2 separate regions of the Mus musculus genome follow, and region 1 is linked to region 2. Evidence: chromatin contacts called from ENCODE Hi-C or POLR2A ChIA-PET data. All regions are on one chromosome and are shown on one strand. Each heading gives the region's core, a stretch centred on a gene start or an enhancer-like site at or near the end of the contact. The rest is flanking DNA. Distances are from core to core; before and after follow the strand shown.

Region 1 (3,675 bases), core at 13-2,512, 190 kb after region 2:
TCCACTTATTCTATAGGACCCTATAATAATTTAAGATCTTCAATCAGATGTTAATGTTGAATATACTAGGCCTTTTCAAAAACACAAACCTCACAATATCCTCAGTAGAGTGGAAATGGCAATAATAAACACCTTCTAATTTGGAGTACTTCTGAAGTAAGTGGTAAGAGCTGCAGTGACCATTCTGACTCATATGAAGCAGGTGTGTTTTTCTTAGCTTTCCTAGTACTTTTCTCACTTTACAAAGAAACCGAGGCACCAAGAGATTAAATTACTTGTCCAAGGTCATACAAGTGAATAATTTTCAACCCAAGATGTCTGACTCCAGAATCTCTGCTCTCCATAAAGCACAGGAATTCAGTCCTGAATGCAAATAATCAGCTCCATGACCTACTCAAGCTGTGATCTTGGGCTAGCAACTTGTGTTTTAGTATCCTCATCTATGTCACTGTAACAGTTACAGTGCCTACTTCAGTAACAGTTATAGTGCCTACTTCAAAATCACGCTACTTTAGAATTGAGATGAGTAAATAGATACAAAGTGTCTAGCACAGCCTGGCATTATGCACGTGTTACCTTAGAGTTTAGTATTACCCTAATTATAAAGTTTCTAACATGCTTTGGGTGCTGCCCTCTTTCAGTGTGATTTCTGACTGCAAATAAGGCAACGAAAGAGAAAAACAAGCTAGGCAAAATTTCTGAATATTCGAAGATTTTGTCCACTGCTCAAATCTCGGGCCGGAGAATGTCCGCTTTGACACTGGTTTCCCTGGTCCAGATTGGCCCCTACAGCGTCCCGTTTTCCCCCCTCCCTCTCACCTTCGCGTAGACGTTTTCGTCCTCGGGTTCTGGGTCCTCCTGCCACTGCATGGTCGGTTCTCGTTGCCGCTTTTTCTCCACACCGGATGGGGCGATTACAGCCCTGGAGGACTCCCAGCGAACGCGAGCAGCCGGGAGCCCTCTCATCGCCCCCGCTGCTGACAGGCAGCGACCATACAAGCTTAACAGTCGGGCCGCCATGACAGCTTGTACTGCGGAGTCCTGGGGGGCGGGGGGGGGGAGGGAGACGGAAATACAATGTGCGCAGCTGCGGTTGATCCCAGCGCGATTTTTGTCGCTCCGCCCTTACCTTGCTAAATAGATCCCCGGCCTAAGTTTGTTTACGAGTTCGGCGAGGTGCGGACTCTATTTTGCCTCCCACGCCGTGTCGCTACCGAATCAACGTTATCATTTCTGTTAGTCTGGGAGAGAGTTGTTTTTGAGAGGTCTGTTCATTTTCTTCGTAAGAAGAAAGCGGTGACATCTAGATGGCCCTGTAGGGAAAGAGGTGGAGCTTCTAGTTGTCTTTCAACTTCAAAGGACAGCAAGCTTCTAAAGAGCGGGCCTCTTAGGGGTAGCCAATAGCTACTCTTTTTTCTGGACTCCTGGGCCGTTCTCACAGGGAATGGGGAGGTAGCATATGCTTGCCAATCAGAGAATGCCAGGGCCAGCCAATGGTGACCGGCAACCAATCGTCAAGGCCGGCCAGAGCGCGCTCCCTTAGTAGGTGGATGGTGGTCGGATCGCCGGCTCTCTTCTCGTCGCCATTTTGTGTTGGTGACTGTGGCCGGCTAGGAGGAGGTGGCACCGAGTTTCCTTGGGAGGGCAACGCGTCGGTCGCGTCTCCCCTCCCCCTTTCCTCCTTTTTGCTCCCAGTCTTGGACTTGGTAGTTGCATGCATTGGCTCCCATTTGAACTAACAGTTCTGAAGGAGGTGGTGGCGGGCGGAGGTGATGCCTGGGAGCCCTCCCTTGACAGCCCGGGCCGAGAAGGTGAGCGCCGTTGCGGGTCGTGGGATCGGAGGTAAAGGAGCTGGGCGCGTGGGAGGGGGAGAGGGCCGGTGTGCATAGAAGAGGCGCGGGGACGGACTGTACCCTCGGAGTTCGCACAGAGCTGAGGGATGCCTGCACAGCCTGCACCTGAAGAGGGGGTATGGTCCCCCACCCCAGCTTTTTTCTTATGAAAGCAAAAGCGCGTGCGCGATTGGGACGCGGGATGGGTGCACGCGGGTTGGGGGAAGGGAGAGACAGATGGGAGTGGGGTACTGTGACTTACTGTATTTGCCCACCGAACTTTTTATCTTTTGAAACGCGCGTGTTTGCGACTTTGCGGGGGGTGTTCTTAGAGGAGGGTTGTGCTGACTGCCCTTGTTACTTAACTATCCACGGGGAAATACTCTGGCTGCGGCCTCTATTCATTTATGTGGTGGGAATGAGGGTGACAAGCGCGGAGAAAGAAAGTGAATATGGTTTTTATCCTTGGGGTCTGTATCTGACCTCTGATCCTTATCAGGAAGCAGGCTTGTTACTGATCGACCCCAACTTAGTTAGTTTGGGGAGGGGGTGCAGAGAATATATATATCCGGCGTTTCTTCTTTTGGGAGTTGTATCTGTAACAGTGAGGTCTATATATTCAAAGGGAAATCCGTTTAATTGTGTCTCTTATAGGTATCCTGTGATCCTGGCCCTTGGCTATTTTGGGGGCTTGTCTGTAACTTTGTTTCTTTTCTGTGCTGTGTATGCAACAAAATTAGACTCATTCTTTTGCCATTGAGCATTTTGTGTCAGGTTCTCATCCACTGGGGTTCCTGCCTGTGATTCTTTTCCCCATCTGGGGGAAGTTAACTGATCCTTGAGTTGGAAGAGAAAATAGGTACTTAAGAGAAAAGGTGTTGTGGCAACCTACCGTTGGGCAAGTACTATACCCGCCTAGCTTTACTTGGTTCCTGTACAAATGGGTGGCAGCTAAAGATTCAGGGGTAATTTTGATCTCTGGTTGGGTCATGACACTCTCAGATCTTGTACTTCTCAAGGCAGTCCCAAAAGTTGGATGAAGTAGCTGTCCCTGTCACTCAGTAGAACAAGATGTTTTGGAACCACTTGGGAAAGAGGCCCCTTTTGCCTCTGGAAAGCTTAGCCTAAGCTCCCTGGGGAGAGATTCACCTGGGGACCTGGCTGCACATTAGGGCGGAACTACTTGCTGTGTTGAGGATCAGAGCTGTGTTGGCCAAAAAGCCCAGGGAGGTGGCAGCTGTCTTGTTGCCATGTTAGCCGCCTCCCCCCTCCAAAAGCCTTTCAGGGTTTCTGACTGCCTTGTTGGGGGTATAGTTGGCATCTTGTTGGGAGGTTGAAATAATACCCTGACCCATGGAAAGGAGTCTGAGATTCCTTCTGTTGTGAAGTCTTTTGCTACTGTATTGTCTTTTGGAGTTTTGCTAGTTTTTGTGATGGGACCTCAGGGCCTTGAATGTGCTGGGCAAGTGTTCTACCCTCAACTATACCCCATCCAATTATTGTAAAAGTCTTATTTTTGTGACTAATGTGCCTAATCTAGGCAAATCATTTAGCACTTGCCCTTCCCTTCCCAGCAACCAGCCATGGGCTTACATTTGTCTACCAGTCTAAGAATGCAAAACCTTGGTCATAAATAGCCTGTGGCCCCACCAAATCTTTATGAGATATCTTTGTTTGATGAGGGCTTTGCTATTTTCTAGGGTAGTGGAATATGGGGGAAGAAAAGGAGAGAGAGCCAAGTAGGGGTTGTCTTCCTGAACTGTTGCACGGAAGCACGAGGAAATGGAAAACAATGTCCTTGGGTTATAGGACAGTAGGGAATCTTGACAATGACTGTCTCCTC
Region 2 (3,559 bases), core at 735-3,234:
TTTACCTACTGAGCTATCTCCATGGCCTAGGAGGCAAAGTTTGTTGTAAACAGCCCAAATATCCTTCAATGGACAAACTCTTAAAATGTGAATGTTAATAAAGGGTACCAGGGGGAATCTTTGAGCTGTTGTGTTGGTCATAGGAAACTCACAGGTGATACAATTGTGTAGAACTTATATATTCAGACTCAGAAATGGATGCTTGTGAAGTTGATGAAATTTGAATGAGCTTTTCAGATTGGACAAGTGCCACTATCTTGGTTTTGATATAGTTATATAAGGTTACTATTGGGAGAAAACTTGAGAAGTACTTAGAAAGATGCATGGGACCCCTTTGAATTTTTATGACTGTGGAATTTTTATTATTTTTTTTATTGTTTTATTTTTTGGTTTTCTGAGATAGGGTTTCTCTGTGTAGCCCTGGCTGTCCTGGAACTCACTCTGTAGACCAGGCTGGCCTCGAACTCAGAAATCTGCCTGCCTCTGCCTCCCAAGTGCTGGGATTAAAGGCGTGTGCCACCACTGCCCACATGAATTTTTATTTTTAAATAATTCAACTGTAACAGTAATTGTGGACTAAATATTTTACCACTCATAGACTTACATAAAATAAAGTAGAATCATATCTACAATATGAAAAACAGACAAAATACAAGAGCTCACATTTCTGTTTAAACCTAGAAATATAAGTGAAAATAACTATATTAATTCATCATAATTGTGAATGATGCATTTTCAATTCTAGCAAGGTAAATTAAAAAAAGTTGTTTTCAAGCATCTGTATTTCAAAGGTCCAGGAACCAGTAGTAAATTATGTACACTTGTTTTATATATTACTACTATACATCATGTCTCCCTTATTTATTTGACGCTATTGTCTTCCATAATTGTGACAATGGCTAAGCAAAACAAAAAGTTGCAGGGCAGATGACCAGGGAGCTGGAACGCAGGGGCATAGAATAGACCAAAGCAGGCATTCATGGTGAACTTTTTCTTGTTTGTTTGTGTTTCTCTGTATAACCCTGGCTGTAGTGGAACTCGCTCTGTACACCAGTTTTACATTCTCTATCCAACCCTCTCTGTCTGTCTCAGCCCTAGTTTAAAGTTTTTTTTCCAAATAATTCTGATAGGCCTACCTAAACTATCCAAGACGGCGACCCCTACTTTTAAGTCAACCGATCTTTAATTATAGTACCAAAATATCTCCCCAGGAACACCTGGACGAGGGTTTGAATAACTGGGAGCTGTAGGCTAAGTCGACATCAGAAAAAAAGAAAAAGAAATCAAGAAGTCCCACCCCATCATAAAGCATTTTTGCTCACAACTGGATTAATGTGTTGTCAATTGCCTCCTGGCTTTTATTATTTATCCATGCTTCAAGTCTAAACGTCAGAAATAATGGTCGTCTTAGAGTTTAGGGACGAATTGCACTCGTAGAACTTTACAATCGAGTCAGGAGGGTGGGAAAGCTCAGGCTGGACTTTGCCGGAGCAGGAGCCAGTGCACCTCGCTGGCCCAAGCGCCTAGCAGGGCTGGGACGCCTCAGGGCAGCAGCGCGCGCAGCAGGAGGGGAGGAGAACCCACCTGAAGCGCCGCGCCGCGCGTGCGGGAGCTTGAGGTGGGTGGAGCCTCGAAGCCGGTGGCGCTCGTGACGGCGCCCAGCCCGCCAGAAGATCGCGCGGCGAGCAGACGGCGGGGAGTCAGCCGGGTAGGGCGAGCGCAGCCGGCGGGGGTGGGGGGAGGTGGGGGGGGGTGGGGCGGGGAGTTGCAGTGATGAGGAAGGAAAGGGAAGAGGCGGAGCGTGGGAGCGCACAGTGTCAGGAATACAATAGTGCTCCGCGCCGCCTCGGCTGCCGCCGCCGCCCAGCAGCCTGTCCAGAGCTGAGGCCTGAAGGGCCAGGCGGCCAGGGCCGGGGGCGGGAGCAGAGCGCTAGGGGGCGGCCCCCTCGGCTCCTCGGAAGGCCCGGCCAGGAGGGCGGGGTGAGATTAGGGGGCAGGTGCGAGGGAGGGAAGAGAAGAAAGCAGGCGGCTAGGGGGCGGTTACCACCCTAGCCAGACTCGCCCGGCACGTTGAGGGGGCCCTCAGTGTGCGGCGAGGAAGGAGCGGAGCGAGACGCTGCGCCGGAGGTAGGCGCTCTCGAGGGTGGCCTCGGCACCAGCGAGGTTGTGGGCGTAGTGCGGGTTTAGTGGCGGGAGTGGCGGCCTCGAGGAGTGGGACGCGAGCGGCGTGGAGCTTGGGGTCCCGGCCTTGCCACCCTCGGGGTCGCTCCAGCTCCACGTAGCGGTTGCCCCGGGGTCCCCCCGAGAGCCCCGGAACACAGAGCGTGTGTGGGCTGAGGTAAAGTGCCCAGTCGCCCCGCTGCTGGTGGCGCGCTGTGCCCGGTGGCCCGGGCGGGGGGTTGGGGGGGGGCGCGCGGACACGGACACACGAGCTGGGCTACAGCCTCCCGGACACCTCCGGAGGCGTTGAGCGCCATAACTGTGGCGGCCGTTCCCTTCGGAGTCCCCTCCGGGTGCCCCTTTCCGTGCTTGTCCTGTGCTATCAGGGACTCTTGGGGCCAGACCTCGGGGCTAGAGGGCATGCTCTTTCTGCTGCCTGTGGCTGCCGGGTCCGAGCAGCGAGAGGGCGCACCCTGGCTGTTTGAGCCTTGCGGAGCGGGAAGATACTGAGGGTCCGGAGAGGGCAAGACGGGCAGTGTGGGGAGCAACCAGGCACTCTGAGAGCTGAAATGCCAACCTAGTGGGAGTGCGGGTGCCCTTCCGTCCTCGAACTTTCCTTTCTCCAGTCATTGTTAGGACGCAGTGAGTGTTCGAAGCCCGCAATCGCCCTGAGGTCTAGGGGTGGGAAAATCGCCAGGGATATGCCAATTAAGGGGAGATTTTTCTGCCACCGGGCATAGTTGTTAACTTTTCTCCAGCTCCTCTGAGGGAGCCACATCGATTTTATTTTATTTTATTTTTTTAATCCTCCCAGCCTTTTCCTCCTGCTTTTCGGAGCAGAGTTTTGGTGGAATTGGGCTTTAAATTACACAGGGCAAACAGCGTTCATTATTTGTAAGGAAGAAAGTGGGGTGGGAAGAAAGTGTGGGGGGGGGGGACTCTTTAGTGAGTGTCCTTAATGGTGGCATGTGAAGATACACTTAAGAGTTTATCTCTTTGCAGCCCTAGGACATACGTACCTTGTAGGGCTTTCACAAGAAACTTGTTTGACCACTCCACTGGCGTTGAGTCACAAGGAAAGATGTGCACAAGGGTCGACCAACCCCGCCTTGTGAGATGCACTTAACTGTAAGGCTGAGGATGAGAACCTCACCCTCCACCCGCCACAGTTTGATTGTATAAGAAATAAAAACCATGGTGACAGAGATTTCAGTGTCCTAGAGGAAAAGGTGACCTCATTCCCTGCGTTCAGTCAGATAAAGATAACTGCTCCTCTCAAAACTCTGAAAAGTAATGAAAAACAAAATAGGTAGAAACTGGTTGCACAACCTCGTTGCCTAGTGCACCTAACCAGAATCTTCTTTCCCAGAGTGCTTCTCTTAAATACCTTGCCTGCAGC

What was found. A loop is a pair of places that touch in the nucleus more often than their neighbours do. ChIA-PET counts read pairs that join two places held with the same protein, here RNA polymerase II (POLR2A).
Region 1: a map of T-helper 17 cell shows a loop between it and region 2 (2.8-fold over the local background). The contact joins the promoter of Rbm10 here to the promoter of Jade3 in region 2. A Hi-C loop is called at or near these places in 1 of 37 maps with a recorded cell type or tissue (T-helper 17 cell). POLR2A ChIA-PET finds 5 or more read pairs at or near these places in 2 of 5 experiments (Patski and embryonic stem cell).

The regions. Positions count from the first base shown.
Region 1 is chrX:20,616,241-20,619,915 of GRCm38, forward strand. It overlaps Rbm10 (RNA binding motif protein 10), which reads left to right and starts at 1,263. Exons shown (of 24, transcript NM_145627.3): 1 at 1,263-1,811. It overlaps Ndufb11 (NADH:ubiquinone oxidoreductase subunit B11), which reads right to left and starts at 1,379. Exons shown (of 3, transcript NM_019435.5): 1 at 820-1,379. The coding sequence starts at 1,020.
Region 2 is chrX:20,423,704-20,427,262 of GRCm38, forward strand. Jade3 (jade family PHD finger 3) reads left to right here and starts at 1,985. Exons shown (of 13, transcript NM_199317.2): 1 at 1,985-2,127.